Regions from separate parts of the Homo sapiens genome. Here region 2 is linked to region 1. A link is a contact called in ENCODE Hi-C or POLR2A ChIA-PET data. All regions are on one chromosome and are shown on one strand. The core of a region is the stretch at or near the end of the contact, and the rest is flanking DNA. Distances in the headings are between cores, read along the strand shown.

Region 1 (6,095 bases), core at 630-3,129:
GGGCACAGAGTCCAGCAGGCAGAAATGCTCAGTAAACAGAGCCCTACCATCCACTCTGCTCTCGTCCACCGCAGTAGGCAGCCTTAAAATGGGGTCACTCTGCATAAAGAACAAATACTTGTCAGCAGCTCCACCCTGCCATCTTTCTTGTGCTCAGCTTCTTGGAGAGGCAATGTGGTACGCTTTGAAGGAGCACTACATTTGGAGTTTTGATGACTTGCATTTGAATCTTGGCTGTGCCTTTCGTGGCAGTGCATCCTCCAATGACCTCCTTGACCTTTCTGGGTCTGTTTGTACATCTGCTAAAAGGGGATCATGATGACCTCTGCCCTGCCCACTTCACAGATCCTCATCCTATCCATTGATAACCCCACCTGTGAGATCCTGTAGTAGCTGATGTACATGTTAACCGTCATTATCAGTTGAGAAACTTCTCAACTAGGACCAAGCCCTTCACATCTACTCCTGTTTCTGCCACTGAAGCAAATTAAAAAATAATATATATATATATATATATATATATATATCACCTTGGACCTTTTATTTTCTAGCAAGGATTATCCATAGTTATTATCTACACAGGGTGGCTGGTCCCAGGGGTGTGATTCCCATTTGGGGTAATAAGTAAATGCTCTTCGTAGCAACTGCATATGAGGTGAACAAATACAGCATGCCAATAGCGGGACCCTATCGACAGATGAAGCCAGGATTCCAGCACTTACTCCCAGAGCCAGTTCTTCATTATTCAAGATACAAGATCAAGGCTGGGTCCAGGTTCTGTTGAGCCTGAAGCCTATACAATTTGGGGGTCCCTCTTTAAAAAATATGATAATACACAAATAAAATTAGATAAAGGGTGCCTGTAATCCCAGCACTTTGGGAGGCCAAGGCGGGTGAATCACTTGAGGTCAGGAGTTTTAGACCAGCCTGGCCAACATGGTGAAACCCTGTCTCTACTAAAAATACAAAAATAAGCCAGACATGGTGGTAGACGCCTATAATTCCAGCTATTCAGGAGGCTGAGGCACAAGAATCTCTTGAACCCGGGAGGCGGAGGTTGCAATGAGCCAAGACCATACCACTGCACTCCAGCCTGGGCGACAGAGCTAGACTCCATCTCAAAAAAAAAAAAAAAAAAAAGATAAATGGCCTTGGGAGGGTCCTAAGACTGACCTTCTCCAGCCTTGTGGTCAGTCTGTCTGGACCTGTCTGCACATCATCCCTTTAATTATTTCCCAAAAGCTCTACATCACAAACGCATTATTGAAGATGAAGAAACGGGGCTCAGAGAGGTAGAGGAATTTGTCCAACCCAGTTGTCCAGGAAAGACCAGGCACAGTGGACTCCAAATCCCATATTCTTCCAGCCACAACATGCATTTCTTGAATAAATGCTAAAAGATGTGGTGGGTAATTGGTATTGATGAATGGAACACAAATTTGGGGCAAGTTTCAGGTTCACCCTATCCACACCCTACCCGACTCCCACCAGAACTCCTGAATATCACAAACATCCTTCCAGGACCCCACACACAAAAAGTCCCAGGTTATAACCATATTAGAGTAATGGAAAATGAGAAAATGGAAAAAACCTCCATCATTCCCAGCAAAGACTCAACAGGGCCCTCATGAAGCTCCACCTTGTTCCCACTGAGGCAGCTTCCGGCAAGTGCCTGTTTGTACAACCAGCGAGAAACACAGCTCTTGCTGATCTTAATTCTTACCCCCACTCGTTCAGTTCTCTTATGATGACAGGCACCTCAATTCAGTTTCGCAGCATCCCAAAACGTGCCGGAGTAGGCTGGGTGAGACTCTCGGGGCTCAAAGTCTATCATTACATCTTGGTTGCGACCACAGAGGGTTTTTTTTTTTCTTTTAAACACCAGCTCAAGGGCAGAAGAATTAGTCAGGGCACAGATCTTCCGGATCGCTACTGTATGGGGACCATAACATCACTGTAAGGCCCCTGTGCTGAGCCACAAACCCCACTTGGAACAAAGAAAACTCCCAGGTACTTTACCAGACACCAATTGCGCCATCCTGTTTGGGACACAGTCATTTGGCACTCCAGGTTCTCAACCCATAGTAATAACGCCTCATGCTTTTGAAACTGAAAAATGCATCCAAAAAAATCTCAGTGACACATCATGACTCATGTCCCATCCCCACCCCCACTCCCACCTCCCTCCCGCCCCACCCTAGGGAGGGGGGCTCGTCCTTTTCATTCACCCCTGATGTGAAACCAGGTTGGTCAGTGCCTGTCAATTTCACTTCCTGTTTCCTTGCTTCCATCAGAGAGCAGAGCTGTGAGGAGGGATAGATATTATGCTGTGGTGCAGCCAGACAAGCCCCACCTTGTTGTGCCTCCAGAAGAAGCACATTCTTGGCCTGGGTGGTAACAATAACATCTGGATGGAAATATCAAGTGGTATCAGGCTTCCAGACCACCATTCATGAAAGGTGCATCCACTTAGTAAGCCTCTATGGAGGCCTCTTCTGGGCCAAGTGTTTGTTCGAAGTTGTGTATGGACAGAAAGATATTCCTCCTCTCAAGGTGCCCACAGTCCAGGGCGTACTGAGAAGCCAACAGATAATGCAGTGAGATGGCTGTGGGGATTGGGGTGTTACAGAATTGGGGTGGGGTGGGGACAGCCTGCTTTCAAGGAGTCTAGGCAGGCATCTCAGAGGTGACAGCCAAGACTAGATGGAGGACAATAATAAGGATGATGACGATGATGACACTGATGAACAATATGTGCAGCGTTTTCTAACACTTTGCATTTGTTAACTCACGTATTCTTCCCAGTCACCCTTATTCCCACTTCATAGAGGAGGGAACTGAGGCATCAGGATGGTGAGTAACTGGCCCAAAGTCACATAGCTGTTACAAGCACTATATGAGGACAAGCTGACCTGCCAAAGACAGCGTAGGGATCAGGACGGAGAAAGTCACAGAGAGGAAAGGGCATGGCATTTATGGAGAGCTGCCAACATCTTGGGGCCACACAGCAAAGGGCAAAAGTGGTCCCAACATGTGGGTGTGTGGCCCACAGACACGCTTTGTTGATGGCCCATATAGTGTTTTAAGATATATATATAAACCAACGCTTGAAAATTAGGCTATTTCATATAAAAACTCAGATTCCCAAAATTATGTTGAACAATCAGGATCTGGAAACATGGAGGCCATATTCTTCCATGGCAATAATCAGAGTTGGGTTGGTTCTCTTTAGATGGGGTGTAGCCTTCACCCTGTTTCCGTACAGCCACTTCCACTGCCTGATGTCCCCTTCATCCAGTCCCATTAATCCACCAACGTGACCTGCCTGGTGTGTGTGAGACAGGGCAGAGTCAGGGCACAGAGCTACAGAACTTGGACTGAAGCGTTTCCAGTAAGAGGAGGGCAGTGGTGATGCAGCCAGACTCCTACTGCGTGGAGATGAGTCCAGCAGCTCCCTGGAAGAGGGACTGCATGGAGCATAAGACTGCAGCAGGGAAGAGGAGGAGAGGATAAAGTACTGTTCATGCAGGATCAGAACCGGGGCAAGTGTGAAGAGGTCCCTCTACTGAACTTCTACGGAGGTTGATTTTACCGGAAATCTTTTCTCTATTTTCTCCCTGGGGCTCAGGATATAAGCTATACTTAGCAAGCAGTACTTTTTCATATGGAAGACTAAGATTCGCAGAGACCCTGCCAAGGCAACTTACATAGAGCCAAAGGAGAAAAATTAGGCAGATGCTCTCGGGGGAGTTAATTTTAAGGCATTACAGCATTTAATACACAGATTCCACTTCAGTGTTAAACCAAACCAGTCGCAGAGGCTTAAAAAACAGTGGCCAGGTCAACCACTTCACTTTACTCCCAGCCCCCAAAACCTCTCCTGCCCACCATGTTTTCAACTTGAAGCCACACTGAACCATGGAGCACTGTTAGGAAGGCTGGAGGTGGGCAGAGGGGACAGCCCGAGATCATGGTGCCACGAGAAGCTTCCCTCCAGTTGGGGAGATGGGGCCAAGCCCCATGGACCACGAGTGAGAAAGACACATCATGTTTCTATTTCACGTGTGCCATTCACGTGCTTAGTTCTGGGACGCTGCAGAGAAGCAGCAGTTACAGACCTGCTGATGGTGTGGTCAGGAAAGAAGCAGGAAAAGGGTGGGGCACGGTGGTGGCTCACGCCTGTAATCCCAGCACTTTGGGAGGCCGAGGCAGGCGGGTCACCTGAGGTCAGGAGTTCAAGACCACCTGGCCAACATGGTGAAACCCTGTCTCTACAAAAATAAAAAATTAGCTAGGCATGATGGCGGGCGCCTGTAGTCCCAGCTACTCGGGAGGCTGAGTCAAGAGAATTGCTTGAATCCGGGAGGCGAAGGTTGCAGTGAGCCGAGATCACGCCACTGCACTCTAGCCTGGGCAACTGATCGAGACTCTGTCTCAAAAAAAAAAAAAAAAAAGCAGGAAAGTAATTTGACAACTAGGAGATCTATGACAACACTTCACTCAGCTGTGGAAAGGTCTTGGGTGTTAGGGTCACATTTGACAATTCTGCCTGTTTGCTGTGTGGCACTGATGCCTGGCTGAGCTTCTCTGTGTCTGTCTCCTCATCTTTTAAATGAGAGCGCTTTGTACACTGGGAAGTGACCTGTGGATGTGAGAGGCCCTGTTGCTATGTGTCCTCTTCATCATTGCTTGCCTATTTTACTATATTTTTTTTTTTGAGACGGAGTCTCGTTCTATTGCCCAAGCTAGAGTACAGTGGCGTGATCTCTGCTCACTGCAACATTCGCCTCCCAGGTTCAAGTGATTCTCCAGCCTCAGCCTCCTGAGTAGCTGGGACTATAGGCACGTGCCACCACATCCAGCCAATTTTTGTAGTTTTAGTAGAGACAGGGTTTTACCATGTTGGCTAGGCTGGCCTCAAACTCCTGACTTCAGGTGATCTGCCTGCCTCGGCCTCCCAAAGTGCTGGGATTACAGGTGTGAGCCACCGCGCCTGGCCACTTGCCTGTTTTTCAATCCAGGGCTGGTCCCCCGGCTGGAAGTCTGCAGAGAGGGTCGAGCCCTCCATCTTTCCTTCTCTCCCTTCCCAAAGTTTCCCAGCTCTGCTGCTATCCCAGGACCCTTTCTTAGGCTATAAAATCCACACGAAGGTGCTATTCAAAAAGATTCCCGCATTTCCTACTTTGAAAGGGCACCCTAAGGAGTGACTAACAGTGATATTTCAGGAGGCACTGGGTGGTCGTGTCTTGAGCGCTCAGATTCTACCCCATGAGCATCTACATTCAATCAAGCCAGAGACCAAGATAAAAGCTAAAAAACCCAACCAAGTTTCCAGGTTTTCATAGTGGTTGGCTCCATGTAGACTGGAATTAGCAAACAGGTTTCAATCCATGTACCAGATCTGATGGTATGAAACACTGATTATGGCCGGACACTGTGGCTCATACCTGTAATCCCAGTACTTTGGGAGGCCAAGGCAGGAGAACTGCTTGAGCCGAGGAGTTTGAGACCAACCTGGGCAACATAGCGAGACCCCGTCTCTACAAAAAAAAATAATAATAATAATAATTAGCTGGACATGGTGGTGTGTGCCTGGGGTGCCAACTACTCGGGAGGATGAGGTGGGAAGATCACTTGAGCCTGGAAGGTTCAGACTGCAGTGAGCTATTATTGTGCCACTGCACTCCAGCCAGAGCAACAGAGTGAGACCTTGTCTCGAAAAAAAAAAAAAAAAAAAGAAAGCAAGAAAGAAAAGAAAAAGAAACACCGATTATGCAGAGAATCAGTCTGAGCCGCGTCTGAACTCAGCAGACACGCATACTATGATGGAGTAGAGATGCTGTCGGGAGCACACAGAGCAGTCATATGCGTGTTGCATATTTGTTACTGTGTAGACAAAACACCTAGGCCAGGGTTGTCCAAGCTTTTGGCTTCCGTGGGCCACACTGGGAGAATTATCTTGGGCCACGCATGAAATACACTGACACGGCAGGGCGCGGTGGCTCATGCTTGTAATCCCAGCACTTTGGGAGGCCAAAGCGGGCGGATCACCTGAGGTCAGGAGTTCAACACCAGCCTAGCCAACATGCAGCCTG
Region 2 (6,206 bases), core at 3,349-5,848, 130 kb before region 1:
CTGGAGTTGGAGTAAGGAACAAGTGAGATGAATGTAAGGATAGCTTACGGCAGAGTAATCAATCAGCCAGTGTGTTTGCATTATTAGTAGTGTTACTTTTATAATTGCTATTTCCACTATTTTGGAGTCTAGCACAGGAATCCATGGGAGAGGCGTCTCTTGAGCTTTAGGATTCTGAGAAGAAGACTGGATTCTAGGCAGGATAGTCCTGGGCTTGGTTAGGGTAAGGCCCTGGGATTGGCTTACTTTGTAATGAGACCTATCCCAAGGGCTGAAGAGTGGTCTGCGGACATGCTCTGAAACCTAGACCTGGTTTGAAGCCCCAGCCAGGTTGCTGGTTTGCTGTGTCACTCAGGCTGTGTCTCCGGCCCATGCTGGGCCTCCCTTTCATGAGCCCCTCCAGCTCTGGGTTTCCTGCCATGGGTGCTGAGAATCCTGTTCCTCGCCCTGCACCCACCCCCATGCCAATTACTGCTGTCGTGTCTTCACAGCCATCCCTGGGCGCCTGCGTGGTGGAGCTGGAGCTTCCCTCGCACTGGTTCTCACAGGCCTCCACCACACGGGCCGAGCTGGCCTACACGCTTGAGCCTGCAGCTGAGGGCCCTGGGGGCTGTGGCTCCGGCGAGGAGAACGACCCTGGGGAGCAGGCCCTCCCAGTGGGGGGTGTGGAGCTGCGCCCAGCAGACCCCCCGCAGTACCAGGAGGTACCTCTGGACGAGGCTGTGACTCTGCGGGTGCCTGACATGCCAGTGCGGCCCGGCCAGCTCTTTAGTGCTACCCTCCTGCTTCGGCACAACTTCACAGCCAGCCTCCTGACCCTGCGGTGAGCACCAGGCCACGGGGATGGGTGAGGGTGGGAACCTCTGTGGGAAGACTAGGGACAGGTACCTGCTCCTCCTGGGGTCCTTGCTGGAATCCTTGACCTCTGCAAAACATGTGTCCACCAAACTAAACTCCTTCCAGGTAAAAAGCCATGACTGTGCTGGTAGGAGCCCACCATGGGCACAGCCCTGGAATTAGAGTCAGAAGTAGGAAGCTGCCCCTTCCCCTGGCACCTCCCTGAGATTCCTTTGTCCAATGGGGCTAACGGTCCACCTTCAGGGCAGCTGCAAGTCTCCAGGGAGGGGAACCCGCAAAGGGCTTAGAGACTGCAGTACCTAAGTGTGAGCTCTTGCTCCAGTGCTCCAGAGAGGGATATTTGCCCCAATCACGTTCACCTACATGCTGTCCCTCCTTGCCACCCTCGCCGTAGGAGTCTAGCCTTTGGACAGAGCTTGCTCTTCCCCATAGGAAGGCCCTGATTCTTTGTGTCCTTTTCCGTAATAAGTTCCCCCAAAGCAGCCCCCACCCACCTACCCAGTTCACCCGGCAAGGGCTTGCAGAGTATGACTTGCTTCTGGAGTCCAGCGCAGGAATCCATGGGAGAGGCATCTCTTAGGCTTTAAGATTCTGAGAAGCCTGAGTTCTAGGCAGGATAGTCCTGGGCTTGGTTAGGGTGAGGCACTGGGACTTGCTCACTTTGTAATGATATCTTTCCTGAGGATCGAAGAGCGGTCTGTGGACATGCTTTGAAACCTAGACCTAGTTTCAAGCCCTGCCTGGGTTTGTGCATGTCCCGTCTCTGTGTCTCCCCATCTCCTACGCCCTCCTATGCTCACTCTTATTAAGCAGATCTTTCCTAGACACTTACAGCCTGCCAAGCCCTGTGTCTTCACTCTGCAGATCCAAACACGAGCAAGGGCCAGTCCCTATCTGGCAGAAAGGGGCCCCAGTGGTAGGGAAGGGAGCTGGATGGGCATGAATTGGATTAGAAGGCATGTGGGTGTGTAAGCACTGAGGGAGGTTCAAAGTGCGGTGGGAGCTCAGGTGAGTGGGTGCAGTAAGGGGGAAATTCATCCCACCACTGGAAAAGCTTTCTAAAGGAAATGGTCTGTGAGTTGTTGGAGGCTTAAAGCATCAGCAGGTAAAGTAAGAAAGGGCAGAGCAGGCTGAAGGCACAGACTGGGCAAAGGCTTGGAGTCACGAATGGGTGCCGTGTGTGTGGGAAACTTGTGTGTAGCTGAAGCAGAGAGTGCATGGAGAGATGTCACAACCGAAGTTAAGGCTGGACCAGACCCTGGAGGGCCCCCAAATGCCCGGCTAAGCTTTGACCTTATGGGCAGTGGGGAGGCGTAAGTGGTCTTTGGGTGGGGGAGAGCTGTAAGGTGTGAGCTGCACTGAGGCGGGGTCCTTCTGGGTTGGAGGATGGTGAAGAGGAGATTCAGACTGGAGCCAGGGAGGTCAGATGGCTTTGGCTCCTTGTCTTTCCCCTTCAATCCAGCCCACAGTTCAGCATGCACCTTGCCAAACTGAGCCTATACTCTCTTCCCCAGGATCAAGGTGAAGAAGGGGCTGCATGTGACAGCCGCCCGCCCAGCCCAGCCCACACTCTGGACTGCCAAGCTGGACCGCTTCAAGGGCTCCAGGCACCACACCACCCTCATCACCTGCCACCGTGCTGGGCTCACAGAGCCAGATTCCAGGTGGGCAGTTTCCCTCCACCCAGGGGGCAAAGGAGGGAGGGCTGGTTATAGAGTGCAGTTGAGCAGATTTGGAGGCTGCCATGCTGCCTCTAGATCCCCAGGTGAGCAGACCCAAGGACAGATTTTTTCAAGGAAGCAGCACAAAGCAGGCATAATCCATTCCTTCATTCATTCATTCGGCCACTATCTTCCCAGCCCCAGCCATGTGCCAGGCATAGCAAGTGTCTGTGAGTCTTATTCTAAGAGATGCCAACCAATCCTGTGCCCCAGGTAGAGCCCTCATAGCCACTACTCCATCCCCCTGCTTCCACCAAATGATCCTTTCTCTGGGCCGTTCACATTCCCCCAAAAAGCCCAGCTGCAGTTCTGCGGTTGTGAACTCTTCTTATTCATGCCCTGAGCCTGGGTCAAGGCCATGGACTCAGTAGCCCCAGTTCGAATTCTGGTTCTGATGCTTTTGGGATGGGCAAAACCTTGGGCAAGCCAGTTAACATTCCCCTACCCAAGCCTCAGTTTCTTCACTTGTGAAATAGGAATAATAATGCATCCCTTAGCATTTTTGAAAATAAAATACAGTGCTACATATCAGGCACCCAGGACGGTTCCCAGCACATAGGTTTTTGTTTGATCAAAGGAAGCTTATCATTCAGAGGGTCAAGTGTCTGGTCCTGGGACCTGGAAGTGAATCTCCCGCATGCCACCTCAGTGGCTGTGGAAAGCGGAAGTCTGGGGGAAGCGGGCCCGGGCAGGCAGGGGAGTGAGCCACCTTGCCAGGTGGGAGGTGGTTAAATGGCTTCATGGATCTTAGAGAGGCCAAGAGTGGGTCAGAGTTTGGGGTCTAGAGCGAGGATGCTTGGGTTTAGATCCCAGCCCCGCTACTTTTTGCTGTGTGGTCTTAAGTGAGCTATGTAACCTCTGTGCCTCAGTTTCCTCCTGTGTAAAATGGGGATAATCATGAATGCAGGAAGTGCTGAGGCCATGCCTGGCAGCTAGCAAGCATTTGGCTTCTCTGTCTCCTTTGGCCAGCAGTCCCCTTGAACTGTCTGAGTTCCTATGGGTGGACTTTGTGGTGGAGAATAGCACTGGTGGGGGCGTAGCGGTCACTCGCCCCGTCACGTGGCAGCTGGAGTACCCAGGCCAGGCCCCTGAAGCAGAGAAGGACAAAATGGTGTGGGAAATCCTGGTGTCTGAGCGGGACATCAGAGCCCTTATCCCACTGGCCAAGGTAAGGAGACCTCCATCTCTGCCTGGGAAGGCTGGAGGCCAAGTCCCAGGAGCCCCATGAGCTGAGGGGCCTGGGGCTGAGCCCCTCCTCCACCCCCAGGCTGAGGAGCTGGTGAATACAGCACCACTGACTGGAGTGCCCCAGCATGTCCCCGTGCGCCTTGTCACTGTGGACGGCGGGGGGGCCTTGGTGGAGGTGACAGAGCATGTCGGCTGCGAGTCTGCCAACACACAGGTCCTGCAGGTGAGTGGCAGGTGCCCAGCTCATGTGAGTCTGCATTTGTGTGGGCACAGTTACGCACACACACCTTTCCTCCTTCCTCATGTGGGTCCCCAAGAGAACAGCTTCTTCTTGAGACGAGAAACCTCATGGGAGGAACCACAGCTTCAACTTCTTTTGTTCCAGCCACCTCTCTCCCGAGTCAAGTAACCCTAACAGCCCCCCGACCTTAGACACTTTCACGCTCATTATTGCACTGGCAAGTGCGCTGGCCTGAGAGAGTCGAGAGCACATACTCTGGGATCAGAAAGTTTTAGTTTGAAACACATCTTTGTTGTCAACCAGCTTTGTGATCATGGGCTGGTCTCTTAACCTCTCTGAGCCTCGTTACCTAAACTTTAAAATGAGAACATATCTTCGGGTTGTTGTAAGAATTAAAAGCACTTTAAGACAGTATTTAGCAGATAGCAGGGGCTGAAACAATGGCAGTTATTGCTGTTATAATATGATGTAATAATTATACAATGGTAAAAATTATTATTATTATTATTACCGGTGATTGTGAAGTGAAATAAAAGGGAGGGTGGTAGAGCAACTTCCTCTATCTTGAAGTTCTAAGAGGGGAAGCATGGAGTCTGCATGTATGCAAATCCCAGCCACCTGAAGGGGGAAGGTGCCTTTCCCCACTTGTGGTCCTTTGCTCAAATGTGTGTGGTTCCTGCTGGAGGGCCTTGGTGGGAGATCTGCTTTGTCCCACCTCTGCCTACCTGGCTGTAGCTGGTTGCCAGGTGGCTCCAAGAGCAATGTCAAAGGCCAGCATGAATAAGGAGCCAAAGTTTTGGGTTCACACCCCTGCTCTGCCAGGAGGAAGACTGGTATGCAATGGCCAGTTCCCCTGACTGAGCCCCAGGGAACCTCAAGGAATGGCCCCTACAGTAAAATCTTAAACAAAGAACAGGGGCTTAACCAACAATCCTGCTGCAACATGCATTCCAGTGACACACAGAGCTGAACTCAGTGGGAGCCCGTCCTACGGCCTGAGGTCAGGGCTGCTCTCTTCTGGCCCATGCCTTTTTTTTTTTTTTAATCTATTTATTTTGAAACAGAGTCTCACTCTGTCCCCAGGCTGGAGTGCAATGGTACAGTCCGGCTCACTGCAGTCTCAGCTACCCAGGCTCAAGGGATCCTCCCACCTCAGCCTCCCCAGTAGCTAGGACTACAGGCATGTGCCACCACACCCGGCTGATTTATTGTATTTTTTGTAGAGAGGGAGTTTTGCCATGTTGCCCAGGCTGGTCTCAAACTCCTGGACTCAAGCGATCCACCCACCTCGGCCTCTCAGAGTGCTGGGACTACAGGCATGAGCCACCCACCCGGCCCAGCCTCACACCTGTCTTTAGTGGCTTAGCCCGCCCACCTGCCCTCTGCCCTTCCATAGGTGTCTGAGGCCTGTGATGCCGTGTTCGTGGCTGGCAAGGAGAGCCGGGGCGCCCGGGGGGTGCGAGTGGACTTCTGGTGGCGCCGGCTCCGCGCCTCGCTGCGGCTGACCGTGTGGGCCCCCCTGCTACCGCTGCGTATCGAGCTCACCGACACCACCCTCGAGCAGGTCCGCGGCTGGAGGGTACCTGGCCCTGCTGAAGGGTGAGTGGAGGCCTGAGGAAGCTGGCAGGCCTTGGCGAGTCACACTGGGACGGAGAGGGCGCAGGGGACACAGCCATGGGCCCAAGTCGGGGTCAGAAAAACTGCCCTGTTGCTTGCAGTTCCTTCTGCCCACCTCCACCCTGGGCCGCCCAGCCAATGATCGCTTTCTGTGAAATTGCTGACTTCCGCATCCCTCTCCTCCTTCCCTGCCTCACTTCTCCCGTAGCACCCTCCACTTCCTAATCTACGTCAGTACTGGTTAATGTTGCCTGTCCATCCTTTCCACGCTCCTCCCCCGAGAATGTCAGCCCCTTGAAGCTGCGGTCTGTCTATGCTGGTCGTACCCTCAGAGCCTAAGATGACACAGAGCTCAGGAAATGAACACCCTCGGAGGGGGCTCCCCAAAACCCAGGGAGAGGTGGCCCACGCCTCTGGAATCTAGCTTCCAGGCCCTTCAGAGAGTGAGCGCCCCCAGGGTCCCCGTAAGAGAGCGTCTCCCCTGCGGTCCACTTGGGAGCAAGAGCGGTGATCGAGGCACAGCGCCAGTCGGGAGTGGGCTGGGGCGGCTCGCCTGCAGGTGGAAGGGCCTGACCCCAAGA

The links. A loop is a pair of places that touch in the nucleus more often than their neighbours do. ChIA-PET counts read pairs that join two places held with the same protein, here RNA polymerase II (POLR2A). Pooled maps may share reads with other maps.
Region 2: a pooled map shows a loop between it and region 1 (2.2-fold over the local background). The contact joins two enhancer-like sites. A Hi-C loop is called at or near these places in 2 of 50 pooled maps. POLR2A ChIA-PET finds 5 or more read pairs at or near these places in 3 of 52 experiments (H1, activated B cell and endothelial cell of umbilical vein).

What each region holds. Positions count from the first base shown.
Region 1 is chr11:61,059,417-61,065,511 of GRCh38, forward strand. It overlaps LINC02954 (long intergenic non-protein coding RNA 2954), which reads left to right. Exons shown (of 4, transcript NR_186234.1): 3 at 2,295-2,459. The region is part of intron 1 of LOC105369325 (a long non-coding RNA gene); the gene reads right to left. Among named protein-coding and RNA genes, the nearest start is that of LINC02954, 7.1 kb to the left of the region's middle. RefSeq lists enhancers at 1,500-2,699, 1,765-2,004, 2,355-2,594. Within about 2 kb of position 1,880, at least 7 of the 41 ENCODE cell types and tissues checked have a DNase peak (open chromatin) inside an H3K27ac peak, as active enhancers do.
Region 2 is chr11:60,928,138-60,934,343 of GRCh38, forward strand. It overlaps TMEM132A (transmembrane protein 132A), which reads left to right. Exons shown (of 11, transcript NM_178031.3): 4 at 492-823; 5 at 2,373-2,522; 6 at 3,552-3,747; 7 at 3,847-3,990; 8 at 5,405-5,607. Among named protein-coding and RNA genes, the nearest start is that of TMEM132A, 6.8 kb to the left of the region's middle. Within about 2 kb of position 4,599, at least 3 of the 41 ENCODE cell types and tissues checked have a DNase peak (open chromatin) inside an H3K27ac peak, as active enhancers do.